Regions from separate parts of the Mus musculus genome. Here regions 2, 3, 4, 5 and 6 are each linked to region 1. Evidence: chromatin loops called from intact Hi-C (ENCODE). Cell type or tissue: heart. All regions are shown on one strand. Region 1 overlaps Otud7a (OTU domain containing 7A). Region 2 holds the start of Gm20670 (a long non-coding RNA gene). Region 3 has its middle 36 kb from the start of Gm39023. Region 4 holds the start of Mphosph10 (M-phase phosphoprotein 10 (U3 small nucleolar ribonucleoprotein)). Region 5 holds the start of Klf13 (Kruppel-like factor 13). Region 6 holds the start of Gm27252 (predicted gene 27252).

Evidence for each region. Hi-C counts contacts between places; a loop is a spot of excess contacts. Peaks named below come from ENCODE experiments on the same cell type or tissue, not always from the same donor. Only the 100,000 strongest peaks of a DNase experiment are listed, where the experiment ranks them.
Region 2: it touches region 1 in a loop (4-fold over the local background); 20 of 42 quality-filtered maps call a loop at or near these places.
Region 3: a loop joins it to region 1, with 2.0 times the contacts of the local background. A loop is called at or near these places in 7 of 42 quality-filtered maps.
Region 4: it touches region 1 in a loop (3-fold over the local background); 3 of 42 quality-filtered maps call a loop at or near these places.
Region 5: it touches region 1 in a loop (6-fold over the local background); 25 of 42 quality-filtered maps call a loop at or near these places.
Region 6: it touches region 1 in a loop (4-fold over the local background); 5 of 42 quality-filtered maps call a loop at or near these places.

The regions. Positions count from the first base shown.
Region 1 is chr7:63,750,053-63,755,052 of GRCm38, reverse strand. It overlaps Otud7a (OTU domain containing 7A), which reads right to left. Exons shown (of 14, transcript NM_130880.1): 12 at 307-421; 13 at 53-137. Among named protein-coding and RNA genes, the nearest start is that of Gm39023, 100 kb to the left of the region's middle. In heart, CTCF peaks have their summits at 1,522 (motif pointing left) and 2,817 (motif pointing left); DNase peaks (open chromatin) are centred at 32 and 1,462; H3K4me3 peaks cover 503 bases; H3K27ac peaks cover 129 bases; H3K27me3 peaks cover 2,197 bases.
Region 2 is chr7:64,057,208-64,062,207 of GRCm38, reverse strand. Gm20670 (a long non-coding RNA gene) reads right to left here and starts at 4,998. Exons shown (of 5, transcript XR_882168.3): 1 at 3,759-4,998. In heart, CTCF peaks have their summits at 1,942 (motif pointing left) and 4,191 (motif pointing right); a DNase peak (open chromatin) is centred at 4,127; H3K27ac peaks cover 2,955 bases.
Region 3 is chr7:63,813,713-63,818,712 of GRCm38, reverse strand. No RefSeq gene overlaps it. Among named protein-coding and RNA genes, the nearest start is that of Gm39023, 36 kb to the left of the region's middle. In heart, no CTCF peak of the experiment used is centred here; a DNase peak (open chromatin) is centred at 2,532; H3K27ac peaks cover 864 bases.
Region 4 is chr7:64,390,710-64,395,709 of GRCm38, reverse strand. Mphosph10 (M-phase phosphoprotein 10 (U3 small nucleolar ribonucleoprotein)) reads left to right here and starts at 3,474. Exons shown (of 11, transcript NM_026483.2): 1 at 3,474-3,604. The coding sequence starts at 3,516. It overlaps Mcee (methylmalonyl CoA epimerase), which reads right to left and starts at 3,088. Exons shown (of 3, transcript NM_028626.2): 1 at 2,867-3,088. The coding sequence starts at 2,912. In heart, no CTCF peak of the experiment used is centred here; DNase peaks (open chromatin) are centred at 3,029 and 3,369; H3K4me3 peaks cover 2,985 bases; H3K27ac peaks cover 2,112 bases.
Region 5 is chr7:63,937,280-63,942,279 of GRCm38, reverse strand. It overlaps Klf13 (Kruppel-like factor 13), which reads left to right and starts at 3,365. Exons shown (of 2, transcript NM_021366.3): 1 at 3,365-4,313. The coding sequence starts at 3,734. In heart, CTCF peaks have their summits at 2,646 and 4,983; DNase peaks (open chromatin) are centred at 2,589, 3,189, 4,509, 4,889 and 1 weaker place; H3K4me3 peaks cover 3,044 bases; H3K27ac peaks cover 3,412 bases.
Region 6 is chr7:63,894,613-63,899,612 of GRCm38, reverse strand. All of the region lies in intron 1 of Klf13 (Kruppel-like factor 13), which reads left to right. It overlaps Gm27252 (predicted gene 27252), which reads right to left and starts at 3,229. Exons shown (of 4, transcript NR_166574.1): 1 at 3,054-3,229; 2 at 1,449-1,539; 3 at 1,008-1,180; 4 at 1-312. In heart, CTCF peaks have their summits at 2,625 and 4,830; DNase peaks (open chromatin) are centred at 2,572, 3,192, 4,102, 4,692 and 1 weaker place; H3K4me3 peaks cover 1,459 bases; H3K27ac peaks cover 1,195 bases.

The DNA of each region.
Region 1 (5,000 bases):
AGAGCGGCTGCTGCCCGGTCACTGGGTGGGGCTTCGTGCACTCGAGGCTCACCCGGGTCTCGGAGGGGATGCGGATCCACGTCACATTCATGTAGCTGTGTAGAAGGTTCAGCTTGGCTTCTAGGGACAGGATGAGGCTGACAAAAGAACACCCAGTGAGAAGCTCCGGAGGTGGCAGGAGCTCACTCGCCTGCGCGTGCAATCCTCTCCCTGCCCTTTAGTCCCCCAAATCCCAACAGGAGTCCTGTCACCACCACTCTCCCGCAGGGTGTTGGGGTCCGGACTGGACTGCGGGGCAGGTCTTACTTGGCTAACCGGGCATTGTCGTTGTCATCTTTCCCCCATTCCCAGTCCTTTCCCGGGTCCACAGCAAAGTGCAAGGGCAGCAGCTTGTGTTCCGAATCCGTCAGAGGGATCACAGCTGAAACAGAAGAGAGAGGCATGGTGACAGGCACCTCATCTGCCTGCCAGGAGGCTGGAGGCACCAGCAGAGTTCAGAGCTCAGAAATTCAAAAATAGCTGTCCCAGGGCAGGTAACCTAATGGAGACAGAAGGTAGACTCAGAACTTGCATACCACGAATGTTAAGACTATAGGTTTCAAACTTGTTTCTATTATGTAGGCGAAGAGCAAGCAGGTGGAGGCATCACCTGGACTGACAGGGTCTCTTTCTGTTAGAGGGCAGGCATCTCTCTGCTGTCAGGATGAGAAAAAGCTATGGGTGCTTTTGCTATTTCCGAAGAAAAACCCAGATGGGTGTGGTGAACCACGGAAGGCCACTTTTGGATGACCTGCTCCTTGCCTCCATTTCATCTCAGAGAAGGGCAGAATTTGCAAGTTGGGAGAGGTGTGAGCTGAGCTCTGCTGAGGCAAGACTGGAGGTGGGGGCTGCACCCCCCGCCCCCACCAGGGAGCTCATCTGCATAGGACCAGGCAGCAGGCTCCTACAGAAAGCATCTAGTGACAAGTCCAGGAGAGGCAGTGTTGGCCTACAGCCCCTTTAAAAGGGGAGCAGAGAGGGAGCCTTCTGTGGCGGTGGTGATTAGGTGGGGGAGTCTGGCCTGTTACTTCTCAGAGGAGCTGGTTCACCACAAAGCATCTGGACAGAGGCACACCAGCCACCGAGACCAGTATGGGTGGGGTCAGTATCTACCTACAGGTGTACTGAGATCTGATGAGTTCCCGAGGGATCCCTGCTCCTAGCAAATGGAATCCTTAATGTCACATCTGCTTTCTCCTCAGGGTGTTGTCAGGGGTAGTGAACAGGAAGAAGTGTGGAGATGGTTTCCAAATTCCACCTTCCTAATGAGTACCAGTCTCCTTTCTGTCACTTCGCTCAGGATGCCCCACCCCTCTGGAGTCTCACCACCGCAGAGAAGCCCAGCTCAGGGCCCCTGGCAGCTGCTTTGTTCCTTTGCTTGCCCGTAGCCTATGATTCATACTAGCAGTGCCATGGCAAGAACAAAAAGGCAAACAAAACACAGAAAATCCAGGAGCCAATACTGCAAAGTTGAGAAATTAGATGCGACTCAATGCTGCCCTCTAGTGTTTCTAAAGAGACTGTGAGTGCAAACTGCTTCTCCCCCCCCACCCCACCCCCTTTCTTCCCACCTAAACAGATGAAAGGCAGTTTTGTGGATCACCAGCCAGTTTAGGGGTTTTCCTTGTGTGTGGCCAGCCATGGAGCAGTGTAGGTAAGGTCTGACGGGGGAGGGGACTGGGACATCTCATTCTGCTTTGATGTGGCTTTCGTTTCCAGGGCTGAGCTCAGCCTGTCTTGTAGGTCAGCAAACACACATTGAGGCTTTGGTGTGGCTTCCTACCGGTGGCTGGGGGACAGCAGAGGTGATCCTTAGGGACACTGCATCCCAGACTCACTAGAATTGTGTCCCCTAGGGATCTGTACTTCATACAGAGGGCCAACGCAAGGGTCCTGAATCAGGATGGAGGGCTACGTTGTAAATAAGCTTCCCTGTGGATCTTCAAATCAAGGTGTTTTGGAAAAGATTGTTATAGAGGATAATAACTTGTCAGAAATAATTCCTGTGGGTATAATTTGGGTGTTCTGGGTCAGGCTGTCTACCCCTTCATGGGCCAGCTGTGACTATACTTTCCATCCTCTTAGCAAGGGGGTGTGGTGGGGAGTGGTTTGCTTAGCTGAATGCACAGGCTGTGAGCAAAGTAATATGGTCAGTTCTGGGCAATATGGCCAGGCTTAGGGGACGTTTCCCTCTCTGCCCATGTCTCCTACACAGACAATGCAAGTATATGACGTCAGGAGCAGGCTCTTGAACCTCATTGGGAGAAGAACTGTCTGCTAACCAGAACTCCAGCATAGGCTTTGTTGACTTGGGAGCCCAACCTGAGCCACTATGATTTTGTCTGGTTTCTGATAAATTACCTAAACCAGGACGTCCCAGCTTTCTTACCTTACGGCTACAGCGTGCCTGGGGATTCTTACCCTCAGCAGATAGCCTGGACTGGGTTCCTGGTCTGTCTACTCTGAGAAGACAACTGAAATACATCTGAAGATTCTAGTGCTGGCTACCTAGAAAGAGTCTGACAGTCTGTCAACTCTCCTGTCCTGGGGTGAAGACTACGTCCTAAGTGAGGGGCTGGAGACATACAGCTCACACCTGATCTTTCGAGTATGAGCTGCTGCCTGTTTGAAGGCTGAGGGGAGGTGCAGCCAAGGGCATCTCAAAAACAGGCTGTCCTCATGAGCATCAATTGCACTTCATGTTTGTCCCATTGTACATGGAAAAACATCTGCTTTACCCAGGCAAACAAATGGCGGCATCATAGAGCACCCCCTGGTGGCAAATGTCAATAACAGCAACAGCTTTCAAAATGGGCCTTAGAGGATTTACTCTTCGGTTTGCTTTGGAAAGAACTCTCTCTTACATTTAGCCTGTAAGCCTACTACAGCATCTCTAACTGGCCCATGAAGATTTGGAGTTTTCATTCTATGAAACACAATGGATATTTCTGCTTGAGGTTACCATTACAATGAGAAAGCTACAGATTCTCAGCGTGTCTTTAGCCTACCCCTGAGTGGATGGCTCAGCCAGTCTAAGTGACTCAAATTTGAAGGAAAGAAAAATGCCTCTGAGGGAAGGTGGAGACAACCTGGAGGGGTTGACTTGACCCCAGTACGAAGAACTCAGCTAGATGTGTTATATGCATGAAAGAAGAATGCAAGCCAGTGAAGTTATGCAGGCTCTTCCTCTAGAAAAGAGAAATAAGAAACCAGTTGGCTCTTACAGGCTCCCATCTATAGGACTGAGCATGGTGTTCACAAAAAGGATGGGTGAGGGGCTAGAGGAATGTCTCAGTTGGTAAACTCTCCTCCTTGAAAACATGAGTTTCAAAACCCAGCACCTATTAAAGGCTAGGTGCAAAAATTCATACTTGTAATCTCAGGGCTGGGGAGCTTGAGATAGGAGGAGCTGGGGCTCGCTGGACAGCCAGTTGAGCTACATCAGCAATAGACCATGTCTCAAAATAAAAGGCACAAAGGGACTGAGGAAGACACAATATTGACCTTTGGCTCCCATAAGCATGAGAACATGGGTGCACCCTCCACCTCCCCCAGCCCCACAGAAGATGGGCAAACATCCCAAGGTGTGTTCTCTGCAGAGCTTGCGCTCTCCTCTCCACCAAGGAGCAGGAGCACAAGTTGCAGAGCTCAGGTCCACAAACTCGGGGTACAGTTAGGACAGTGTTCTGTGCTACCAGGAGGGGGTGACCTGCCTTGTGTGTCCTGACAGCTTTCAACATGCACACTAAAGAAAAAAAAAGTGTGCCTGTTTCCAGGAACGAAGTGATTTCCCCAGTCTTCTCTGCTTAGAAAAATGACTGACTTTCAGCAAAACAAAACAAAACAAAACAACCTTTGAGGAAGGAGGAAAGAAACCCACATTCTAATGTGTTGAGAAGACTCTAACACTGGTGTGCAGGCGTGAAGTTGTTCTCTTTTGTTTGAGAAAGCATGACTCCTGCATGCCATGGAGCTATTTAATAGATAATTTGAGAATAGAAGTTTTTCTTTCGTCTTTAAAGACACCACTTCATTATCTTTCACCTTACCTGGTTTATGAAAATCATTATGGTACCAGAGACAATGCTAAAGGGCCCAATTCTCTAAAAAGACACAACACTATGGTATGTATGCTCACGTCTCATATCACGTCAGTGTTAGAGCAAGTGCAGCCCACTCCACTTTATTTGCATCAGAATACCAGTGGGTGCCAACTTAGACACAACTGAGGTGTTGCAGCTATTGGGGACTGAATGTATCCGTCTATAATACTGTGGGCACCATGCAGGAATTGATATCTGATTGTAGAGAGAAGAAAGTATCAAAGAGAAGAGCTAGAAATAAAACAATAACAGTAAAAAACAAAACCAAAACAGACCCCACAACAAACTAAAACAGATGAAGAACAGCTTTGAGAGAGTCACAGCCAAGGAAAGACGATGAACATCAAGACTGACCAATCAGAATCAGCCATACTGAAATACAAAGTAGGAAAGGTTGGGCAGGAGGCAGAGCACCCAAGAACTGCAGGTCAGTGATAGACAACTTAAGATCGGTGTACTGTCACTCCAGAGAAATGAGAGCAAGGCAGAGAAAAATGTTAAGAAACATATACACTCAAACAAACAAACAAACAAACAAACAAACAGACAGACAGACAGACAGACAAAAAAAAACCCAACCAAACAGACCCACCTGTACTGGCTAGTTTTGTGTCAACTTGACACAGCTGGAGTTATCACAGAGAAAGGAGCTTCAGTTGAGGAAATGCCTCCATGAGATCCAACTGTAAGGCATTTTCTCAATTAGTGATCAAGGGGGAAAGGCCCCTTGTGGGTGGGACCATCTCTGGGCTGGTAGTCTTGGTTCTATAAGAGATCAAGCTGAGCAAGCCAGGGGAAGCAAGCCAGTAATGAACATTCCTCCATGGCCTCTGCATCAGCTCCTGCTTCCTGACCTGC
Region 2 (5,000 bases), 310 kb before region 1:
AAAAAAAAAAACAGTAAATTTTAGAAAAGGAAAAATTCTTTCAGAAAAGAAATTATCACTGAAGACTGACATTCTAAAATTCTCACCAAGGATGTAGGAATAGCATCCTCTACAAAAAAAGGTCAGAAGGCAATACACATAGCGTTACCATTCCAACATCTGGGTGACACAGGGAGAACCCAAGTCTCTCCATGGGTGTCTTAGGTGGGGTTTCTATTGCTTTAACCAAACACCATGACCAAAAGTACCATGAGGAGGAAAGAACTTGTTTGGCTTATGTTTCCACATCATAATCAAACACCTAAAGAAGTCAAGACAGGACCTCAAGGGAGGACCGAAGAGGCGGGAACTGAAGCAGAGACCATGGGGCAGGGCTTGATCTGCCTGGTTTGTTCAGTTTGCTTTTGTATGTAACCCGGGACCACCTGCCCAGGGGTGGCACTGTCTGGGGCTGGGCCTTCCACGTCTACCACCAGCCAAGAAAATGCACCACAGACCTGCTCCCAGGACAATCCGATGGGGTCATTTTCTCAGCTGAGGTTCCCTCTCACGGATGTGTCAAGTTGACAAGAGACAAACCAACACTCTGAATATTTATAGTCATCTTCCCATTCATCCATACTAGGCGGACCCCAAGGCGTCCAGATGAAGCCTGGACCCATGGGGACCACTGACACCTCACACAGGCTTTTATTTCCATATATGGGGTGTGTGTGTGTGTGTGTGTGTGTGTGTGTGTGTGTTTGAGTAATGTGATTCATAAGTTAACCGCAGTTAAAGTAATAGTAACTAACAACAAAATACAATTTAACCACTGACTGTAACAGAGGTTAAGATTTTTTCATTGTTTCTGGGTTTTCCATTTGACAGTTTTGAATCATAGTCAGCTGAGGTAGAAGAACAGGAAGTCTGTGCTCAGTGGAAGACGACTGCTCAATGACTTAGTGTGTGCTGAGCTGTTAAATCCAAAAATGACCTTGGAACAATAAGAATGACTGAGAACCACAACGAGTTTAATGAGGGGTTTTTTTTTTGTTATGAAATTAAAGCATTAAAATACTTCACCATATCTTCTGCAGTGACGAAAACCCACTTATTTATTTTGATGGCTGACTCTAGCATTCAATTATGATACATTTGATCCATGGTTAATTTCCAAAACTAACATTGTGTCAAGAACTTTAGGCAATTCCAGAGACTACTGCCTAAGCAAAAGGACGTGCTCCAAACCAAATTTAAGATATAAAAATGATTTGGGTTCAAGAAAGGTTGTCTAGCTTGTCTCTGCTATAGGATGAATGAATCTGTGAAGATCTATGTTAGAATTAGTGACTTGCCAAAGAAATTCAGGAAAAGTAAACTTTATGGGCACAGTAGCAACCCTATGAATTACGACCCTATTAACTATGCAGACAACAGCATCAGCAGCACACCCAGGCACACACAGTAATTAAACTCATCCATCTGTGATACTTTGCCATGTTTTAGCCACATAAAAGCTATATTTTGGCACACCTCATTGGCTGTATGACTTTTGCATACTTAGCTTTGCAGTCCAGAGGGCCTAGGTGCTGCTGCCTTTGGAAGGCACTGGGCAGCTGGATCAGTGATAGAAGCTTGCATGCTGTGTGCTAGGCTCAATCCTAGTTTCAAAAATAGAAGGAAGGAAGGAAGGAAGGAAGGAAGGAAGGAAGGAAGGAAGGAAGGAAGGAAGGAAGGAAGAGAAAGAAAGACAGACAGACAGACAGAAAGAAAGAAAGAAAGAAAGAAAGAAAGAAAGAAAGAAAGAAAGAAAGAAAGAAAGGGAGAGAGAGAGAAGGAGGAGGAGAGGAGGAAGAGGAGGAGGAGGAAGGAAGGAAGGAAGGAAAGAAATGTTCTTCCATGTTGACAACCAGCAATCCACAAATCACTGGATTCTGTTGGACAGGCCCTCCATGGCGCCACCATGTGGCTACTTAGTACAATGACAGGAAGGTATTCCCTCAACAAGGAAATTCTGACACTTTGATCTCTGGGATGTCTTGAGAATTCAGAGAGGGAACTACTGAATACAGATGCAATCTTTACTAGTTTAGAGCATGTAAGTCCCTGAGTGATGGGCTTTACAGTCTGGGTTTGGAGAACCATTTGTGCTGGCTAAAAACATACAAAGAAAAGCTGTGTGTGTGTGTGTGTGTGTGTGTGTGTGTGTGTGTGTGTGTGTGTCTGTCTGTCTGTCTGTCTGTCTGTCTGTCTGTTTATCTGTGTGTGTATGTGTATCTGCCTATGTGTCTGTGTGTCTGTTTATCTGTGTGTGTATGTGTATCTGCCTGTCTATGTGTCTGTGTGTGTCTTTTTGTCTGTATGTGTCTGTTTGTCTGTATGTGTGTGCAGCAGGGAATAGATGGGAGAGACTGAACCTTAGAACCTGGACCAGACCTGGGATGGAGTGTTGGTGTAGGCTGTGAGATTTTGCACGTGGCTCTGAGTATCTCCAAACCTGTTTTCTCATGGGAAATGCAGGCAACTTGGATGTCACAGGGACTCTGATCCAAGCTTGGCCTGGACCCTGCCCCTTAGTAAGGGCTAGACAGTATAGCTCTTCCCCCTCTCCCTTCCTCCCCGCTCCTTCCTTCCCTTTCCCTTCCTCTCCTGCCAAGCAACCACAGAGCACCAATGGGACAGAGTGGAGACTCAGATGCCAGCCCCCAGGAGCCTGGGATCCCTACTTCCCTCTGAGATCCCCACAGTGCTCCCGTCCTGGGCTTCCCCTCCTTTGCCAGGTGCTCCTGGCTTCATTTTTGTCTTTGAGTATCTGGCACCTGATGGCCCTGTACCTTGAACTGACAAGAACACGGAAGGCCACAGAAAGATGCCTGTCCCTCCTGTGGGGCCCTCAGCTGCTTCTGTCTCAGAGGCCAGCCTCCGGGGTCCCACCCTGTCCCTGTTCCTCACCTCCCTCAAAAACTCCATTCCTTTAGTTGTTCCCCAACCCACAATTTGATTGCTGCATCCCTATAGATGGCCCGACCTGTGAGCAGATGGGCTCAGGCGGCAGCTTTAGGAGAAAGCAGACAATAGACACAGGTGTTCTTTCATGTCTAGACAAACTTGCTGTTGTTATTCAAGAAATCTTTAAAAATCAAACTGATGAACAATGGTGGAGTTGAAAATGAAAAGAAAGGAATTCTCCACCCTTCCCTGGAGCTAGCCCTCTGCAACCTCCCTGGGTCTTCATTCACCCTTCTCTACCCCTTCCTGCCCCAATCCATCTCAGCCCTGCTTTCTTCAGTCTTTCTGGAGTGGGAGCTTGAATTCACCCTTTGGCAGCCTTGTAGGACCAAACTTAGAGTCTGACTCTGAAAATGGAGAGTGGCAGAAAGAACCGGGAGGGGTAGAGGCAGAAGGGGAGGGAGAGGGGAGAGGCAGGAAGTGGGGAGGGGCATGCTACTAGTGGACAAGCCCCTTCTCATTGTCTGCCAGCATGGAGCCCTCCCCACCTGACCAACCACGCAGTTATCTCAGAGAGCCTGAGGTGCTGCAGCAGCTGCAGAGCCATCCCCCTGTCTCCACCAGCCCTGGTCCTTGTGTGTGAAGGAAATCCCAAGATCATGCTTCCTGTGGGCTTCTGCAGTTAAGATTGGGGAGATTACACAGCTTTTCCTTGTCTGTGTGTCTGTGTGTGATCATGAACACAAAGGAAGCCAAGGGAGAGCAGCAAGGGAGCTCCCTGTAACTCAGAAGAGGGGACAACAAGGGTGCTGCGAGCCCCTTCTCACCTTCCCATGCTGTCACCAGCAGGTGGGCCATCCTTGTTACATGTCCCCAGCAGATGGGACCTTCAGTCACTTTCTGTCGAATGTTAGCAAGCCAGTGCTAGGGGTTTCTTGCCTAGAGAAGCCAGCATTTGCCCCAGAGCCTGCTGGGAATGAAGCACAGTGAGCCCAAGCATACCCGAGTGCCCCAAGCTCTGGGCCCAGCAGGCAGCTCCGCTCCACTGGGAGCTTCTGCCTGGCCTCTGCTTACAGAACGCAGCCTGCACCTTTTTTACTTCCGGACTTGTGCTAGGTCTTATCACCAAGAGCAGAAGGTTCCAGAGTCCAGCTGGAGGTCTGCTCCAAGGCCTGGCTGCCCTTCCTATCATTCTACACTGCTGTGTCCCGGAAGTCCTCAGCCCAGTCCTAGCTGCTCTGGCTTCCTGCAGCTTCTTCTACAGAGCTGGGGCTGCTTGTCCCTAGGAGGGCCTGTAGGTGGTGCAGGGAGGAGGGTCTGCCTGATCTGCAGGCAGATTCAAAGTGGCTGGAGGGAGTGTGTCTCCTCACACTGCACTTCACACACACACACACACACACACACACACACACACACACACACACACACACACACACAGTGGCCCAATCCCTTCTCTCACTCCCTCTCCTATTCGTGGTTGTCTCCCCTCTCTTCTCCAGCCCTTACCTTACCTCCAGAGCCTCCTTTACTTACATAGGTATGACATTCACTGCTGTCTGAACCATTCCCTCTGAGCTCCTGGAACCCTCCAGCATCCAGCCCTAAACCTGTTCTCTCTGCTAATCTTAGGGTACATGAACTATCAGGCCAAGACCACCCAGCAGTGACTATTCCAAGTGATGGACTAGAACAACTTGACTAGACATAACAGTGACTGAGGCTATGTGTGACCTCACAGATGCTCCTTGCTGAGGTAAGATGGAACATTCTAGAAGGGTGACTAGGAGATACCCTCCCCACCTTGGCTGCCTCCAAAAGCCACCGATGACATGTGCCTCAGATCTGACATTCTGGAATTTGGATATTAGCCTTGGCTTGAAGCAGGAATGTTCTCCTACCTAGTGATCTGTCCAAGCCATTCCAGGCTAACAGTCATGGTTAGTGTGACAAAGGCCACGCTCATCTATTAACACTGGCTCTAACACTACTTCCTGTGTACAGCGTCTATTTGTATCTCAGCCTGAGACTATGCACTGGGTTTCATGTCTAAACACACCTTCCTCCAAAAT
Region 3 (5,000 bases), 64 kb before region 1:
TCAGTGTAGCTTGTGTAGGGAAGGTTAAGTCCAAACCCTACTGTTTCTAGCTTCAGGCAGCAACAGTCTTACTCCAAGATTGCCACACAGAGATGCAATCGATTCACTCCACTAAGGTCGAGGCCAGGTGTACTGGTCTGCACAGGGCCTGGCATCTTCACACTCTTGGTTCTGCAGAAATATCCAATGGATCTCTGACTTGGAATTCTGAGCAGTGAATCTGCTTTGGCACTGTACTTGGCTAGTCCCACTAGAGGGAGTTATCACTCTTGGGCCTGGCTTGAATGTCTACATAGCTCTGATCCTGAGACCCTGCCTGGAAGGTTTAAATGACCTTGGCAACTCCACTAGACACAGCGGTAGAGCATTCTGGTGGACAGCGTGGGCCTCCTGCCTCTCCCTGCATGCTGGCTGCAGTCTGCCTGAACACAGGTGCTACCACTATAGAGTCCAAATGGCAACTCCAGAGAATACCGGGTCTTGGTGCTGGGTGGTGGCCAGTGCTTTCCAGATTTGGTGTCTCCAAAGGTCACAGGTCAGGGTCCACTCATAGAAAGATGTGTCCATATGACCTTTATTTTTAAACCACCAAGAGAATTTGGTCACCCAGGAATGGGCCAAGACAACGACCCTCTGAGAGTGATCCCTATAGAGTCCTGGGACATTGGACTGGTTTTCTCCTTCCCTGGCCTTCAGATTTGTACCCTGTTGCTGTCCATTCATGGAGGCAAGGACAGTCTAGGAGAAAGGGCTCCAGCTCCTCAGTTCCAAGGCCAAGTCCATGACCTCTAGCTCTGTTCTGACTGTCACCAGTCAAGAAGCCTCCCTACCTGCAGGCTTTGTTGTCCTGGGGAATGGCACTTCAATGCCACCCACTCTGAGAGCTTAGCTGTAAGCTCTCTATGGAGGACCCAGCCCTGTTCCTGTGTGGGCCTCACTGACTGGCACCTGTAGTCTGTGAAATGGGTGTCTGGCCCAGGCAGCCCCTAACAGTAAAGGCTCCATCTGCTCTCTATCTGTTCTTCTCTATGGGAGAGGTTGTTGGCTCTTCTGGGGTTTTGGCTGCCTTCCTCTACGTGGAGTCTGCTGGCCCTCAACTACATGTCAGACCTACCATATGCAGGCAAGACTGTGGGTGGAGATGTGGGGGAACTGGCTAATCTGATTGAAGGGGGGGAGTGGCCACTGCCTGGAAAAAAGATCACTCAGCACCCTCTGCCCTGGTGTTAGTGTCTACCAGGGTCCTGGACCAGCTCTAGGTGCTCAGCTCCTTGCTTCACAATGGTTGCTTCATCTCTGTTGGCATCTCTCAACATGCCTACCCTACAGATGTAGAACTGAAGCTCAGCAAGTTGAAGTGACTCAGTTGGACTCACATGGCTGGATACATAGTTGCCATTGGTTATGGTGTCAGATTAGAGGCAGTAAGAAAGAGGGACTTTCCATCTGGAGAGTCCAGAAAGTTGCTAAAGCTGACACCAGATAGGACGTGAGCAGAGGACAGGGAGGAAGGACAGAGTGCCAGTGTCCATGGCAGAGTGGGAAGTGCCCCAGTGTTCTTGCCTACCCTGCAACAAGAGCTTTAACAGAGGGGAAGCTTTGGACACAGAAGGGCAGGGGATGGAAGAGCTCAGAACTGGATCCTTCCTGTAAGCCCTCCCAGTCACAGACACAGAGAAGAAACTTCCAATCCAGGGAGGGTCCTGTTTGGAGAGACCCTGGAGCTCAGAGCTGGATCTGCTGAGACCTGGAGCTAGTTATGAGCAGAAACCAAAAACAGGTTTGCTGATGAGTCATCTCCGGGAGTACCCAGCAAGAGGCAGGGGGGAATGTCCTCTTCCCTGCCCACCAGGCAGGGCCTGGCCCTTCCTGCTCCCACCACAAGCAGCTTGTGCCTCTCTTGCTTGCTTCCAACTCCAAGACCATTGAGCAGAGCAGCCTGCTGGATGACTTCCTGCATGGGCACCCACCCTTGTTGCTGTGTCTAGACAGCAGCTGCTGCCCATGTTGGTGGAGGGTCCAGGAGCGACACAGCAGGGGGCTGGGGACTGGCTAGAGCTATGTCTGAAATCTTGTTCAAAACCACAGGCAGGGTGAACTGGTTGGAAAATATTCCTTCCTGGAGACATTGTAGCCCTGCCTCCTTGAATCAGCCAGCCACTTCCTTCCTGTGTGTATCTTATACATGCTAAGGGGGTGGGCTCAGCCCTGGTGTTTTTTTGTTTCAAGGTTTTTGTCTGTGGTAGTCCTTTGGTGTGTTGTAGGGCACAAGAATGGGGCTGCTGCTAAAGGGACTTTGTCACAGGGTTGTGGGAACAGCTTGGGCTAGTGTGTAAGGTGAAAGCTTTTGACTGTGAGAGTGAGGAAGAGCCCTGGCGTCACGTCTGGATCCTCGTATGAGGCAGTTTCATCACAGACAGGTCACAGGAGCTGGCTCTGATTATTTTACAGGTAACTAACTGCTTAAGAAGGCCAAACTGCTTAGGGCGTCAAAGGCAGAGAGGCTAGACTGACTTCCTGCCTCCCACGCCTGAGCCCTTCCGGCAGTCAGTTCATAGGCCCTTCAACACTGGCTCAGATCCTGCTCTTACTAAAAATCCTGCCAGCTTATTTCCTGAGAAGCCAGGGCGCTTTCGGTTTATTAACATTTTCTTTCTCTTGGAGTGAACAGGGCTGCTCAGCAGCGGACGCACCAGAAGTAATACAAGTTACCTGGAAAACCTATACACATATGTGCATATATAAACACACACACACACACACACACACACACACACACACACTACGTGTTATGGTCTACAAGATGATACAAGTTTCAAGAAAAATCTGTATTCAGCCTACAGGTGATGACTTTCCGTTGGCATGTGTGCACGTTTGTCTGTCCCTGTAGATGTCTGTACATACACATGCCAGTGGCCTGACAGGACTTTTTGACTAAGCCATAGTGTGAAATTGGTGTGTATTCAATAGAAACCATACACTGAATAGTGAGTTTGGACTTTTTCTCAGGCTAGTGGTATATACTACAATCCCTTTTCATGATGCTGGGCCCCGGCTTTGAGCTGACACATCTAAGAACTAGAGACCAGTAGAGGAAACAGTCAGTCATCGCTGTGCAGTGCGTGCGGCTACGCTGGAGGTAGACAATCAGCAGAATTTTTTGGCGGGGGGTATTTTTCAAGATAGGGTTTTTCTGTAGAGCCCTGGCTGTCCTGGAACTCACTTTGTAGACCAGGGTGGCCTCAAACTCCGAAATCCACCTGCCTCTGCCTCCCGACTGCTGGGATTAAAGGCATATGCCACCGTGCCCGGCGACAATCAACACATTAATTGTACTTCACACATTTTTCATGTATGGTGATTTTTGAGTGAGTGCGCACACGTGTGTGTGTGTGTGTGTGTGTGTGTGTGTGTGTGTGTGTGTGTACACTTGATATCATTAGCATGAGCCAACACCCATCCCACAGAATTACAGATTGTCTGACTGAAACACTCTCCTTTTTACTGACATTCATCCACTGAACCAGCACTCGGTTCTGATTGGGTCTCACACTGAGGTCTGGCAAATAAAACCACAAATTGCACTTGTGGGGTCTCAAAAGCACTGTGCTTGTGGGGTCTCAAGGGCCCCCAGCACTTAGTCCTGTGCACCTATGCTCCACCCAGTCAAACACAAGCACTCTGGAAGGGAGGAGCCTCTCGCCTCAGGCTGTACCATATGAACTGAGCCTTGGGGGACACCCTCTTGCCCTTAGACTGGATTTTCTTTCTCTCTCTCTCTTTCTTTCTTTCTCTCTCTCTCTCTCTCCTTCCTTCCTTCTTTCCTTCTTTCCTTCTTTCCTTCTTTCTTTCTTTTTTCTTTCTTTCTTTCTTTCTTTCTTTCTTTCTTTCTTTCTTTCTTTCTTTCTTCCTTCCTTCCTTCCTTCCTTCCTTCCTTCCTTTCTTTCTTTCAGATTTATTTAATTATTTATTATATGTAAGTACACTGTAGCTGTCTTCAGACATACCAGAAGAGGGCATCAGATCTCATTACAGATGGTTGTGAGCCACCATGTGGTTGCTGGGATTTGAACTCAGGACCTCTGGGAAGAGCAGTCAGTGCTCTTAACTGCTGAGCCATCTCTCCAGTCCTAGATTGGAGTTTCTTAATGGATGAAGCATTTCTGAAGTCCCAGGTATAGCTAGAGATTGCACCTCCGAGACTTTGAGATGGCTTATTGCACCTCTAGCCCTTCTGAGTCTTTTTTCTTCTAAATGGAGGGTGGGGAGATACCACATGCAACTGGCAGCCTGCTCACATCTGGGAGCATCTGCTCACCATAACTTCACATGGTAGGAGTGCAGGTGGGAGAGGGCCTGCAGAAGACAAGAGTCTCTGACCTTGCAAAATATTCACTTCCTAGGAAAAAACCACAAACCTGTCCAGAGAGGATAGCCTGGGGCTCCACTTGCCCTGTGGCCATGGAGTCCTTTTATACCATGTCACGTGACAACATTGCCTGTCAGGAAAGAACCTGAGGACTAAGCCCTTTTACAAGTAGATATTTTCAGTCTGGTGATGGTAGTACATGCCTTTAATACCACCAGCTCTTGGGAGGCAGAGGCAAGTGGGTTTCTGAATTTGAGGCCAGCCTGGTCTACGGAGTGAGTTCCAGACAGCCCAGGCTATACAGAGAAACCCTGTCTCAAAAAACCAACCAACCAACCAAAAACAAAAAACCAAAACAAAACCAAAACAAAAAACCACATATATATTTAACATTGTGTGTGTGTGCACATATGTACATGTGCAGACATGTACATGTCTGAGGAGGAATTGTTTCTCTCCTTGTATCATGTGGGCTCTGGGGTTCAAACTCAGGGCATTAGGTTTGGTGACAAGTGCCTTTACCATCTCCCTGGTTGAACGATCATTTTAAATAGTAGTTAGTCTGGCAGGTCTCCCCATGTGAATGGAGCCAGTTATCCAGCCTACTGTCCTGAGAGGAATTCAGCTATCC
Region 4 (5,000 bases), 640 kb before region 1:
GGGGATGGTTAGGAGTTGTGGTCTTGTTGGAATTATGCCAGAGGGGGTGGGCTTTGAGGTTTCTTAGTGTCTCCTTCTCTGCTCCCCACTCGCTGATAAGGATGTAAGTTCCAAGCTACTGCTCCAGCACTATACCTGCCTCCCTGCCTGCTGCCATTGCTTCCTTATCGTAATGGTCATGGACTCACTCTCTGGAACTCAAGGCCCCAATAAATTCTTTCTCCAATGTTGCCTTGGTTGTGGTGTCTTCATAGCAATAGAAATATAACTGAGACGGAGAGAGACTGTTTAATACACGTGGGCTTCTGTTTGGGTTATGAAAACATTTACAACATGACCACGGTGGCACATGTACAACATGATGAATCTAATAAATGCTGCACATTTTTAATAGTTCTGTGAGCTTTATCTAAAGGAGAAAGAGTTATGATTCTGCAGTAAGAGGCTGTGGATAAAATCTTGTAGGCCAAGCAACTGGAAATAAAAGGTTTAAAATAATATAACTCCTCCCTCAATTTTATTGAGGTATGATTGACGAGCATAAATCATATCCACTGAGAAAATTTACAATGTGGTGTTCTGATATAAGTATATATTATGAATTACCACATTAAGCCAAGTGTGTGTGTTCACAAAGGCCAGAAGATGAAATTAAGTATCCTCTACATTATCCTTATATGTTTGTTTCTGAGACAAGTCTCTAAATGAATCCCATGGTGACTGGCTAGACTGGCTGGTAAGTGAGCTCTGGAGATCTGCCTGTGCTCCTTCCCCAGGGCCACAACTCGGTCTGATGTGTGCAATCATGGCTAACTTCTTTTACACGTGTGCTGGGGAACAGCACTCAGGTCATCACACTTTGGGTCATCGCACCTGTAGGCGCTTTACTGGCTGGGCCATCCCCCAGCCTCGAGCTAACTTTTCAAAGATATTTGTATTCCGACTCTTGGGAAGTCACAAACGTAAAATGTAGTTTGGGACTAGGTTGGGAAAGCACAAGCTCTGAGGTGGGAGGGTAGCATGGCCTTGCCTTTTAGTTTGCACTGCCATAAAATAGGCACACTGAATACCTGAGCTATTTAATCTTTGTTGGGACTCTGTAGGTTGATATTATGGCCTCCATTTTTAGAAATCTGGAATTAGGCCTATCAAGATTAGGTTCTTTGCAACATCACTTTAAATGGCAAAGGCTTGAGTCCAGATTTGTCAGACATCAGAGTTGATGTCGAGAAACTAATGTGTTCTACTCACTCCTTTTCCTTCCATGCTGGGAATCAAACCTATGCCCTTATATAACTTGACAAGTACTTCTCATGAAATTATACCCAGAGTCCTTTGCAAACCCCTTTTTCCCTCAATTGAAAAATACAATCATATTTTAGTTTGATGCAGTTTCATGAATCTTGGGTTGCCCTCAAGCTCGGTGTTTACCGGAGGATGGAGCCATGCATATTTCCCAAGTGCTGAGATTACAGGTATGCACCGCCACACTGGTTTATGTGGGAACGAAGGCTGAACCCAGGCTTTGTGCACTAGGAAAGCACTGCAGCATCTCAGCTACAGTCTCAGCCCAGATTCTCAGTCTTTAGTATCATTAGTATGTCTGACGAGTAATGCCTAATTTCTGAGAGAGAGCTTGCTAAGAGAGGAGTGATTCTGCTTTAGTAGATATTTACAAAAAAACAAACAAACAAACAAACAAAAAACCCAACGTATGATGAGTGAGCTAAGAAGGTGGCTTATATTTGACCCGGCATATATACAACAGGGAGTATTAGCAAAACTCCAGCATTAACTGTTAATCAGAAAATCATTTTCACTTTTGTGCTCTGGCTTTTGCTACAATATACATACACACAGTACTAAGGTGTTTTTGTTTTTGTTTTTGGACAGGGTTTCTCTGTATAGCCCTGGCTGTCCTGGAACTCACTTTGTAGACCAGGCTGGCCTCGAACTCAGAAATCCACCTACCACTGCCTCTGTGATTAAAGGTGTGCGCCACCATGCCCAGCTTTATTTATTTATTTTTTTTGCGCGGGGGTGGGGGGGTGGGGGGGTGGGGTGTTTGTGGCCCATGACTTTGCCTTGGAGACTTGTTTGTTAATGCAGACGAGGAATTTTGTGATTGACTGGAAAGGCTAGAGGGTTCCACAAAAACCAAATTCAACCTAAGAGCAGACTTGGAAAGATGACTAGTTTCCACAGGTGAGCAGACAGAACTCTCCAGGCCTTCCAGTTCATTCGCCTAACACCCTTTAAGCATGCTAGCTAATGGATTTGTCACAATTGTAGCAGAGTAACTCTGGAACCATACTGCCGTATATTTTCTTCCAGGTAGACAATCTCAGACTGAGGGTAGTAACTGCCATCATGAAGAAAGAAGAAAATGGAAGAGAAAGTGAGACAGGCGGGAAAGTTGGGCATCTGTCACCAAGATTCTGCTTATCGATAAAAGAGATGGAGGTCGAAAGAATTCAAGGAACTTACAAATCCTTCCGCTTGTTCCTTTCCTGCTCATGTCAGATGAAAACATTTAGTGTGGTACGTGTGTAAAACAGGCTTGGAGTCACTTTCAGGACTCGCCACTTTGCTCTTTTCTCCTATCTCTTAGAGCACACATATAATAAATAACTCAAGTCCCCTCTAGATTTACTGCAAGTCCTGACTTGCTGTGTTCCTAGGCAGATTACCTGTTTGGTCCACGTTTGCCAAGGGCAACCCCTGTGCACAGAGGACAATAAGGAACTCCCGTGCTAAGAGAGTGCAGCTCCGGGAGCCCAACACTTCAGACCCAGGCCTTGGCCACCCGCGGCCTCCCGTCCAGCGTGCCCCGCACCCGGAGCCCCTGATGGTGCCCCGTATTCACCTGTAGCGCCCGCAGCCAACGCGGCGGCCTTCACTACACGCCTCATGTCCAGAAGCTACAGGCTTGCACAGCGACCTAGGGCAGAGACAACTGGGAGAGTGGGCAGGGGGCGGGGACTGAGGCCCGGGGCGTGTCAAAGCTGAAGTGGGCGTGGAAACGGGGCAGGGACGGGGCGCGAGTCCGGGGTGCCCAATACCCTTCAGGGAGCTAGACCGCTGAAGAGAGCTGGGCGAGCAAGGGGCGGGGCGTGAGACCTGGGGCGGGGTCACGAGACGCGGAGCTTGACTGACGGCGGGACGAGCGGGGGAGTGGCGGGTGCGGCGTGAAGCGACCTTCTTTTTCGTTACATTAAAATACTTATTGTATCGAATGCAAAAGCAGAAAGCAATCACGCGACACCACTGTGGTCTTAGAAATACAAAACATTTGGAGAAAGTGCCAAGGCGCTTGAGATGACCAATGGCTCTTTTCGGTGGTCTGCCCCACCCCTACGCATGCCCAATAGAAGTGTTTGCGGCTATAGGCCGGAACCTGTGTGTGGCGGAACTTTAGGCTCTGAGCTTCAGGTTGCATAAGGCGTGTGTTTGGCGTACTGCTTCCGGCCGGCCGGCCGGCTCGCAGCACTCGCGTGGTGCCGTAGTGTGTAGCTATGGCGCCTCGCGTGTTTCGTCGACAGACTCTGGAACGGTGTCTGAGGGAAATCAGGAAAGCCACCAACCGACCGGAGTGTTTCCTCACGTAAGTACAGATCCAGGTCTGGGAGAGAGCAGCGCGCATCTCACCGGTGCTGGGCGGGCCAGCATATGGCAACTTCTGAAAGCCAGGAAGGGAAAGTACAGGTCGCTTAGCCCCAACTTCAGACAGTTTTTGCTCCGTTGGCCTGTCAAAATGCTAAAAGTAAAAGCGGCTCGGTGCAGATTTCCTAGTTGTGGGCTATTGCACTAAGCCCAGTTATTCGCGTCCAGAGAGGCTCATTGAGGGCGGAATATGCTTTCTGAATTTGTCCCCAAAATACACACTGAAAGTACGTACTTGTTGCTTGTCAATGCATTTTCATGACTTGTGGTGGAGACCCACAGCCAGACAGTAGACGAAGCTCGGAGAAGCCCGCAGAAGAGGGAGGAGGGGTGACTGTAGGAGCCATAGGGGTCCCAGGACACCACAAGAACATGGCCCACAGAATCCACTAACCAGGGCTCAGGGAGGGGCCCACAGAGACTTTACTGGCTATCAAGGAGCCTGCGCTGGTTAGCGCTGGGTCCTCTGCATATATATTGTGATTGTTAAGCTTGGGATTTTTGTGGAACTTGTAGCAGTGGCAGTAGGCTCTTGGAGCTCTTGTACCCCTGCCGGATTGCCTTGAAATGAGGGGTTGTGTTTGGTTGATATCTCTGGAAGCCTACTTTTTCTGAAGAGAAACGGAGGAGTACTGTGGATCTGGAGGAGGTGAGGAGGGAGAAGAGGCTGCAATTGGGATGCTTTGTAGGAAAGAAAAATAAATTTAAAAAAAATAGGAGAGACTTCTTTCTTCCCAGCACTTTGATTAAGTTCTGTAAAATTATGACTCTGACTTATTATTTTTTAAATATTTTTTATTATTACGTATTTTCCTCAGTTACATTTAGAATGCTATCCCAAAAGTCCCCCATACCCTCCCCACTACTTCCCTACCCACCCATTCCCCATTTTTTGGCCCTGGCATTCCCCTGTACTGGGGCATATAAAGTTTGCGTATGACTCTGACTTATAATGAAAATCTTAGCAACAGTATCACAGACTCATTGTGTCCAAAATAGAGCTCCTTACCCCCTCCTGTACTCTTCTCTCCCCTGAAGTCATTTCCCTGTTTCCATTACGTTTACGGCCCCACGAAAAGGCAGTTCTATCATTTCATTTATTTAGATTCAGCTAGTCTGCTTCCTTGATGCTTTCATTTTTCTCTGTCCTATTTTCTCTATCCCCTTTAGCATCCTGCCTACGCTATATTTAGACACTGATTCCTAGTTGTCATACTGACTGCGTCTCCAACATAAAAATCCTTTGCGATGCTTCATCAGCTTTCTAACAACTCAACTCTATCGTGCTTTTTGTTTCCACATTGTAAATTATCATTTCAAACTTCAGCCTGCAACTC
Region 5 (5,000 bases), 190 kb before region 1:
TTCCACTGAAGTCTTTGTCATTTATATGCTTGCTACTTTGCTTTAATGCTTCAAGAACTCTTTCTTTTACTCCTAAATATTTCTTCACACATACATTCCCTTTGCAGACTGTGGTATCCTTTTACATTTCCCTGTTGATATTATTGGCTGTATTGTTGATGTTTACTTCTCTCTATATGGCTTGTTTCCTACAACTTAACAAAAATAAAACCAAACAAAAACCAACCCTATTGTGCCTTTGTATTTCCTGATGCAGGGTTTCCTGACATGTCAGCTCAGCTGCCCACTCTTATTTGCCTGGGAAGGACTGAGATGGATCAGAAGTCCTGTGTCAAGTGGCACCTTTCACTGTGGCCTTCTGTGTAGTGTGCTAATTGGATCCTTGAGCAGCTATGGATGTCAGACTGTTTTGATCATTCTCTGTGGCCTGGTTAGCTCAGCCCAAAAGCCTCTTTTAGGCTCCTGGCTCCCTGTGCCATGGAATCCCCGAAAGGGGTGTGTAGGTATCAGTAGGCACATGCGCACTACTGCCTCTGACGCTGGGGACTCATCTGTCTCCTTTAGATAGAGACAGTCTCTCCTCAGGAAGAGGAAGGGGAAGGAAGCTGTGAGGCTACATGGAGCTGGCAGCCGATCTAAACATCTCTCAACAGACTCTAGTACAATCATTTATCATCATTCTTAGTTCAAGTCCCTTTCCCTTCCACATCCAGTGTCACCATTTGTGAACCTTGTGGGGAAACTTTCCTTCCTAGTTCAGGCTTTCATTTTCTTAGGTCTATGGGTACATTTCAGCTTTACTGGCTGCAGCTGCTTCTTCTGCTCTTGTCCATGTTCGTGTCTTACAGTTGAGGTTTCTAGCTTATATCTGAGGTTGTTTCAGAGGTTCCAAATGGAACAACTACCACCGTCACACAAAAAACTTCACCCGTCATTAGTCCTCTTATGGTTCATTTGCTCCCACTTGGTTCACTCTGATCTGTTTTGTTTCAGTTTCTCCTTTTCTTTCCAGCTAAAAGGAAACATCCCTATCTCATTTACCCATACTATTGTTATCAAGATCCTACTAGCACAGAAACATGGACCTAGAGCTATGAGATATTTACTGGAGAGTAGAGCTGTACCCCTAGGATATTTCTATCTGGGTTTGGGACAAGAAAGGCCTCAATTTTGAGACCCCAATCATTTTGTACTTGGTGAGTGAACTGGTAAGAAACCACTCAAGGTAATGCCTCTTGTATATAATATCCAAAGGAGAAAACCCTTTGGGAGACCATCAGGAAGAAAGCTTGGATGGGGTATGTCAGAAGGGTTGATTGATGCAGTTCTATCCTAGAAACCTATAATGTAGGAGTCCAGTGAATATGTATGTCCCAGGAAGGTCCACCGTGGAGGACACCACCAAAAAGTGTTTTTGTTTGTTTGTGTTTTTGTTTTGTTTTTTTGGTTTTTCGAGACAGGGTTTCTCTGTGTAGCTCTGGCTGTCCTGGAACTCCCTTTGTAGACCAGGCTGGCCTTGAACTCAGAAATCCACCTGCCTCTGCCTCCCAAGTGCTGGGATTAAAGGCGTGCGCCACCACGCCCAACCAAAAAGTATTTTATGTACTGCAGAATGCCCCTGGCTGCAGAGGGACAGAAAGACATGCATGGACTGAAAGGCAGTGTAGGGGCCAGCTCTTTCCCAATGAGATGACTGTCTGTGGCATGTGGTGGGAACAGAGGAGCAATCTGAGTCATCACTTGGTCAGGACACAGTCTCTTAAATGCCATCAACATAATCTGCCTGGAACAAAGATGACTACTTTCTGCCAAGTGGAGACCCTCCTACAAAGCCCTGATCCAGCTTCTCCACAAAACAGCAGCCCAATGGTGTGGAAATTCAGGGTGTGTGCTCACACTCGGGGTGTTCAAACGTTAACCTAAAGTTTCACAACTGAAAATTCCAAATTGTTCAGTTTCCTCAATTATCAGAAATCAAAGTCTTTTCTATTTTAGGCTCCCATTTAACTTGGGGAAGAACTTGAAATCAGAGCCATGGTTCTTAATTTTCACCAGTAGTGAGGTGACTGACCCTTCTTTAGCTCACTGGGGTCGACCAACCGGCAGTCGGGTCTCCCTGACTTGGTGGCTGACTTATTTTAAGGTATCATCCACAATGAAAAGGAGAGGCTGCTGATCCTACCCTCACAGGTCAGAGGCCAGTTGCGGCCAAAGTCTTTTGAGTGTGTTAAGATTGGTTCAAAGGCAGTTGGAAGCTACGGGTCTCTCTGATGATGGCCTAGTGTTCAGAGAGGAAAGAACATGAATGTGTGTCTAGACTTTAGAGCAAGGTGGCCTAGTTGGAAGGCCCCGGCAGGACGCAGCGGAGCATTTCCTTCAGAGGCCCAGACAGTGGATGGGTGGGGCGCCCTGGGCGGGGTCCTCGCAGCTGGTGGTGTTTGAAGCCTCCAGGACCGCGGTGGGAGAGGGGCGGCCTGGAGAAGTTGGCAGCAGGCCTGGGGCAGGAAGGGGGAGGAAGGGGCCCCGTGTTCCCTGAACAGCCGCGACCGCAGCCCCAGCACGTAGCTCACTCCCTCAGCATTGGCAGTGGTGGGTCCTGCATCAGCCAGGTTAACATAGGCTCAAGGGCAGTTCGGCCGCGCGGGGGCGGGGCGGCCCCAGTGGTGACAAGGCTCGGGCCAAGGTTGCGTAGAGAACCGGAGCTCAATAGGAGCGGGGTGAGGAGGTGGCTGGAGATGGGCAATGCAAACCCGGCCACCAGAGAACTCCGCTGCGGTGGGGTGAGGCTCGGTAATGTCCCGCCCATAGGCGAGGTCGGCCGCTTAGGTCCCATAGGGACCGATACGCCACCTTGCCCGCACTCCCGGCGGGCGGAGCGACCACAGGGTGTCTTGCTCAGTGTTGCCATCCTCGTGCCACCCACTGCTGCCTGCTCACAAAAGCTCTGGCATGGAAAGGGCCGGCGGGGTTCCCGCTGCGGGAGGCACGCGCCCCAGCCCTGCGCCGCTACACAGCGGCCCGCCACCCTCGGACGTCATGCGTCTGCGCGCCGCGCGCCCGGCTCCGATTTCCGCCCCTCCTCTTGCAGGCCCAGGGGCACGCCCACTGGCGCGCGCAGGTCCCGCGGCCAGTAGAACCCTCTCGAGGACCGGATTGGCTGCATAAAGTACTCAAGAGCCAATGGAGTTCGCGTCTACCACTGGCCACGCCCCTCCTGAGGCGCTCCAGGCTCCCCGCCCCCTTCGTGCGCGCTGCTCCCTGCGGCCGCTGCCGCCTGTAACCTGCGCCGCCAGGATGTGGCTGGGGGCTGACGTCGGGTCCAGATGTGGCCCCGGCCCCGCCCACCCCCGGGGCCGGTCCGCCCACACCGAGCCGCGGCGCGCACGGAGGCTGTCCCGCCTGCCACAATGCACGGTGGAACTGCGACCACAACTTGCAGGGGTCGTGCCTAACGTCGCCTCCGCTCGACGTCCCTAAGACAGGCCGACTCTGACGCCGCACGCGGACCCTCCTTACTGGAGCCCCCCATGCGCTCACCCTCCAGTGCCCGGCCAGGCGGACGCGGAGCCGCGCGGGTGACGGCAGAAGCGGCTACGCGCCCAGCCTAGCCCAGCCCAGCCCAGCCGGAGAAGAGGGCGCGCCGCGCCCCCGCCCCCCGCCGCTCCCGGAGGCCGTGGGTGCGGATGCGCCGCTGACGACTCCTGCGAGAGCACCGCGCGCCCTAGCCCGCAGCATGGCAGCCGCCGCCTATGTGGACCACTTTGCCGCCGAGTGCCTCGTGTCCATGTCCAGCCGCGCAGTCGTGCACGAGCCGCGGGAAGGACCTGAACCCCGGCCCGAGGGCGCGGCCGCCGCCGCCCCCACACTGCCCCGCGTTGACGAGCGCCGCGACGGCAAGGACAGCGCCTCGCTTTTCGTGGTGGCTCGGATCCTAGCGGACCTCAACCAGCAGGCGCCGGCGCCCGCCCCCGCGGAACGCAGAGAAGGGGCCGCTGCGCGCAAGGCGAGGACCCCCTGCCGCCTGCCGCCTGCGCCCCCTGCGCCGCCACCCGGCCCAGAGCCCGCCTCCCCGGGACAAGCAGGCGCGCCGGCCGCGCCCCCCAGCCCCGCGTGGAGCGAGCCGGAGGCGGCATTGGAGCAGGAGCCCGGCCCCGCGGGGAGCGGCGAGCCTGGCCTCAGACAAAGGGGTCGGCGAGGCCGGAGCCGCGCGGACCTCGAGTCCCCGCAGAGGAAGCACAAGTGCCACTACGCGGGCTGCGAGAAAGTTTACGGGAAATCTTCGCACCTCAAGGCGCACCTGAGAACTCACACAGGTCAGTGGGGCGGCGGGGACGCCGCGAACGCGCGGACTAGGGACTGCTTGGGACCGGCCACGCCCCCAGAGCTTCGGGCCCAGCGCTAGAGGGGGCCGGGGCCGAGGGCGGGGAGCCATGAGCTGAGGGCGATCGCAGCCGCGCCCCTGTCCTGGCGCTCTGGCCTCGCGTGACGCTGGCCGTGGCGCTTGGAGCCGGCGCCCTCTCGGCGACCGCGCCCCCATCGGGCACGCCCCCTCCCAGGCTCTTGGGGCGGGGCCGCGGGGGTAGATGTCGTCATCCGGGCTGCGGGCGGCGCGGGCAGGTGCGCTAGAGGTGGTTGGGGGGGGGGGCAGGCGGCGCTCCCTTTTGGGGCGTAGGTGCTCGGGGAGCTGGAGTCTCGCCACCCCTCTTCCCAGGCCTCCGGGCGGGCTCTGGCGAGGGAGGGGCCGGCTGGGGCGGGCGAAGTTCACGCGGGGACAGGGCTCCCTTCAGCCACTCGGCACATTCTTCGTTCTCTTCTTCCTGTAATTTTTCCAGGGCTCTAAGGTTTAATTTGTCGCAACCCGACCCAGCGGCGGCGCTGGCCGACGCGGGGGGCGGTCCCAGTCCTCGCTCCCTACCCCACGGCTCTTTGTGGGAGCCCCAGCCCATCCGGCCGGCGGGGGCGCGCCCGGCCGCAGGGGGCTGCGCTTGCTCTAGGAAGGC
Region 6 (5,000 bases), 140 kb before region 1:
GTGTTTAAAATGCAACAGTGGGCCTGGTCTTCTCCAGTAATGGGCCAGTACTGAGCTACAGTCTCAGTGGCCACGTTTATAATCTTTCTAATGTTGCCAGTCTCCCAGAGAGGAGCTTTTCACAGTTGTCCTGAGCAGAGGGACAGAATGGCTGTGTCCCTGTAGCCTGACCATCTGGTGAATACAATTCAGTGGACTCCTTTGCCTTGACATCGTGGTAGGGGGATGTCTGGGGTTGTTTGAGAGATCCACTGTATTCTCCTTATGAACTGTGTCTGCCTGGTTTCCACTGGCTTTTCCAGTTTCCATGACCTGTGTATATATTGAAGGTAGTGAGCTTCACATATATGTTTGCTGTTTGTCACTTACCTTTTGTTTATAATGACTTCATCCATGACACTCAATGTAGTCCAGTTATCAGTCTTATCTTTCATGGCTTCTGGACTTTGATTTATATGGAAAGAACTTTTACCCAAGTATTATAAAACAGTTCTCATAGAGCATCCATTGTTTTTTCAAGTTCGAATCTGACAACTTAAACTTTCTCTTAATTTTTGAAATTTGAACCAGTATGTAAAAGTACTATCTATTTATGGAGGGCCATGTGCTGTACTGATGCCATGTAGAATTGATTTTAGTGTAATACATGAAGTGTGGTATGAACCACTATAGACACTAGTTGTTTTAATACATTTTATCCCCCCCCCCCCCCAGTTTCTGGTCACCAGTGGCACCTCACAAGCAGAGACACCCACCTAGACAGACAAATAAACATACATGTATTTAAAAAATAGAATAAATCTTAAAAATGGACAAGTGATGTCTGATGGCATTGCCACTGTGTTCGGGTCTAGCTCTGACCTCCTGCCCACCAGTTACTAGCTGCCACAGTTGTATCCTCTAACAGGGGTGGCTCCTTCACAGACAGAGCTTTTCTCACTTAATTTTCCAGACACATCGTAGTAACAAGTTACCCCATACCAAATTGCAACAGCTAAAATGCCAACCTCAGGAAATATCCTTGCATCCATTGCTGAAATTTTCAAGACACATAGCAGTCCGAAGTGGATTCTGAGGTTAAATAGCAGTCTTACTTCTGCGTCCTGATGGCTCGTGTGTGTGCGCGCTCATCACTTCTTAGCCTCTTGGCTGAGATCAGTGGCACTGGCTCCCACAGCATCTGTAGCCAGCGGTTCTCAATGTTCCATGCATTACCAGTTTGCTCAGGCATACATCTTTGTGTCCTGCAGGAGTCCCCTCACATACCCCCTTCCCCCCAATGACTGAGAAAGGTAAGATGGCATTAGCAGCAGTATGGGGTCAGAGGAGACTGCTTCCTTGATGTGTGCATCTCTCCTGATGCAGACTGAGTCAGGGATCATGCCTATGACTTTGGCTCTGCCACTAGCCTGCTTCTCCTCCTGGGGCATAGGGCATAGGTCTCTTACCTGGTCCCTGGGTGGGGGAGACAAGTCATCTGCAGATCCTCTGTCTTGGTCACTAGCATTTGTAGTGATCAAGACACCAGCCAGATGTACCCTGAAGGAATTGGGAAAGTCTATTCACCATTCAGAAACAAGTCTTTCTAACCCACTGAGGCTATCTATATACCCGAGTTTTCTTGGAGGTCTCCAGTTGATCAACCCAAATACTTAGCTGTTTGCTGAGCTATGTGTATGCTAGGAGAGCAAGCAGACCTTCCTGGAGTGGAGACTACCTCAAGGCATTCTTGAGGTTGAAGCTAGAAGTGGCCCTAAGCCAGTGACCACAGACTGAAGCTCTTTACTAATGAATGGCAGCCCACTCTGGTGTGGAGTAGCTGAGACTGGGAGCCTGCAAGGTGTAGGATCTCTTAAAGGGTTCTTACCACTCTGCCTTGCCTCCCGACTCGCACATAGATTCTTTATGCCTACAGAGGGCTGATCTTAGAGTCTGGGATACTGCATAAGATGGATGGATCTATCTGCATTTTCAGGACCTCCTAGTCAGAGCTCCAGGCCCTCTCTTCTCCCTCCACAATAAGAGAGCAGGGTAGGCTTCCAGTTGGATGCTGGACTTTGGGCAGTAAACCTAAACCAGGATTAAGCAGGTGGCTGCTCTGCCCCACCGCTATCACTGCATACAAGAAGTAGAGGTGGGAGAGCAGAAAATCCTCTAAAAACACTTGCTACTCCTGAGCGGCAGGCTCACACAGAGCAGCAAGGAAGGCACTGTGGTTTGTGCAGGTGCTGCTGGAGCCAAGAGCCGCCCACCCACCTGGGGAGGAGCTAGTGGCAGTGAGGCTTAGCTATCTGGTTAGTGCAAGTATTGGGAGAATGCCCTTTGGACCAGAGGACCCTTAGTAGCAGCCTAGGACCCAGCTCAGGCTCTGAGCTAGAACGCTCTGGGAAGCCAGCAGTACTTGTGTGTCCTTCTGCTGCGGGACAGTGCGCATTCAATCCCGGTGAGGGCTTTGGCGGCGGGGAGAGAGCCTCTGCGGTCGCTTCCCCTCCTCCGGCCGGCTTCACTGAGAACATGCTGTTCCCGCCCAAGCCTGTGGCTTGGGCAAGAGCATATGGGACGTTGTGTTCCCTGATAAGATGAGGCAATCACGCTCAGCCCGCGCCATGCACTGCTTGCTGCTACCAGCGGCCTCGCGGCGGCGCCAGGGAACATTTATGTAACCGTGTCTCTGGCGCGCCAACTGGCCGTGGCCAGTCCCACCTCCCACCAAACCCCAGGGCACACTGTACCTCCCCTCCTCCCACAAAGCTTAAATCGCCCCCTGCCTTCCCTTACCCCCTCGCCTCCCGTACCCAGCATATAGGGTCCCTCCCAGCCTTCACTTGGCCGATAGCTTGTGCCTATGTAGGCACTTCCCCCACCCTGTGCCACCAACAAACACTGCCTAGCCTTGACCCCCCCCCAACCCCACCCCCGTCCCCCAGGCCTCAACAGCAGTTGGCCTTCAATCTCCTTTCCTTTTCTTCCTTGCCCACCAGGTCATCATGCCTCAAATTCAGCTCCCCATTCCTCCCAAGAAGGCCAGTGCCTTCTTTTGAATTAGACTTCACCTTATCCTTGTGGGCTGCGCTGTCCTCGGGAGGGCAGATGCAGGCAGGATTCCAGTCCGTGGTACTGGTACTGCGGCTGTTGGTTAGCCCACCCCACACCCTCTGCTGTGATGGGAGGTGGAGTTACCAGCTGTGGTGCTGGTCTGCCTGCCCGCCCCAACCTTCCCTGCCTCTGTGGTGGGCCTCGTGCTATTTCAGTTCAGGTACACCCCACCCTGAGGCCAGTCTCCAGACCGGCACTTTCAGAGCGATGCTGGGGTATATACTTCCTGTAGGCATCTGAGACCCTTTCATAGGGCCGTGAGATAAAATTGTGTTGACTATAGTAACATTACCTACCTTACCTTTGCTCTTCATAGAGAGTTCAGTGAAAAATTCCAGAGGCCATGGGATAATTGATGGCCTCACTTCTCTGGACTGCTACTTGGGTTTTGTTTTGTATTGTGTTTTGTTTTTGTTTTTTTGTTTTTTTTTTCAAATACAATTCCTACCAGAGGCTGTTCAACTACTAGGAGCTCTGAAGTATGGAGTGTTGTGTCCCCCACCTCCATCCATCCATTCATCCGTCCATCCATCCATCCATCCTTGCTCATACTAGTTCCTGTCAATCTCCTCAGCAGCCTTGGATATTACCACTATGGATGAGCATCCAGATCGAGCTCCTGCAATTTCTGTGCACAGACTTTATTTTATTTTATCTTATTTTATTTTTGCATGTGGGCTGATGCAGGCCTAAGAGAGCAGGTGGAGGCCATCATCTCTTGGGGTGAGGACTATGTCCTGAGGGCCCTGTCTTGACCATGTACTCAGTGAGATTGGGGAAAGACCTTCTTCCCACCTTCCTCTCCCTAAGGAAGCTGTCTCCTCAGATGCTGCCCTTACCAGAAGCCCTTACAGTACTGCAACCATCTGTAACATCTCACAGGCTTCCGGGATACAAGCGGAAAGGTCCCAAGAAGGACAGGGACCCAGAGCTATTAGGAAATAGTTGAGTCTGAGTTCAGTGGATTCTGACTCCACCCTGAACCCAACTCCCATCCCTACCCCAATCTAAGCTGGGGATAGCAAATAAGAATAAGGCACTTAGAGCATGCCAGGCCCGGGCCAGAGCTGGCTGTGGACAACATCACCACGTGGGCCCTTTGGTGAGAGCAGGGCAGCATATTCACTTCTGTAGCTGCTGTACCATGCAACCACAAATGGGATGGCTAAAAGCAGCTGAAATGGACTTTTTCAGATTTCCTGAATGAAACCAGAAATCTAAGAGCAAGACACTGGCTGGCAGGAGTGGTTCTTTCTGGAGGCTCCAAGGGAGAATCCACTTTTTTCTGCTCCTCTCTCCTCCTCTCCAGTGCTGGAGCTGGCAACTCAAGAGATTATAGTAGACTGTTCCAGTCTCTTACCGCCATGTCCCCCTCACTAAACTTCCCTCTTTTATCTTGTAGTTTATCTCAAGATTTTTACCCTAATTATATCTACAAAGAGGGTTGTTTGTTTGTTTGTTTGTTTGTTTTCTCTCTCCTCTCCTTCCAAATTGGGCTACCTCAGAGGTTTGGGAGCAGTTAAGGTTTGGCTGTGTCTTTTCGTTGCTTATCCTGCTGCAAGCAGCTGGGCACTTGTCTGGTGTACCGTCCGTACAATGGGGACTGGGCCTGACTTGACACATGCAATGCCAGACCCTGCCAAGGTGCTAATGATTGATAGGCCTTGTCAATCAATGTCTGAGAATGGAATCGGCATGTGACATTTTTTCCATCTTCTTTTGACAAGAGCCCCCTCCTCTGGAGCCAGTTAGCAGTGTATTCAACATTACCATTTCTCTGACCATGGTTGGGTTAGATATTTCTTAAAATGTATTTAAGCATCCTTTTTAAAAAAAAAATTAGGATATGGTGATATACGTGAATGGCATGACACGTGTAAAGACCAGAAGGTAATTTTTAGGAA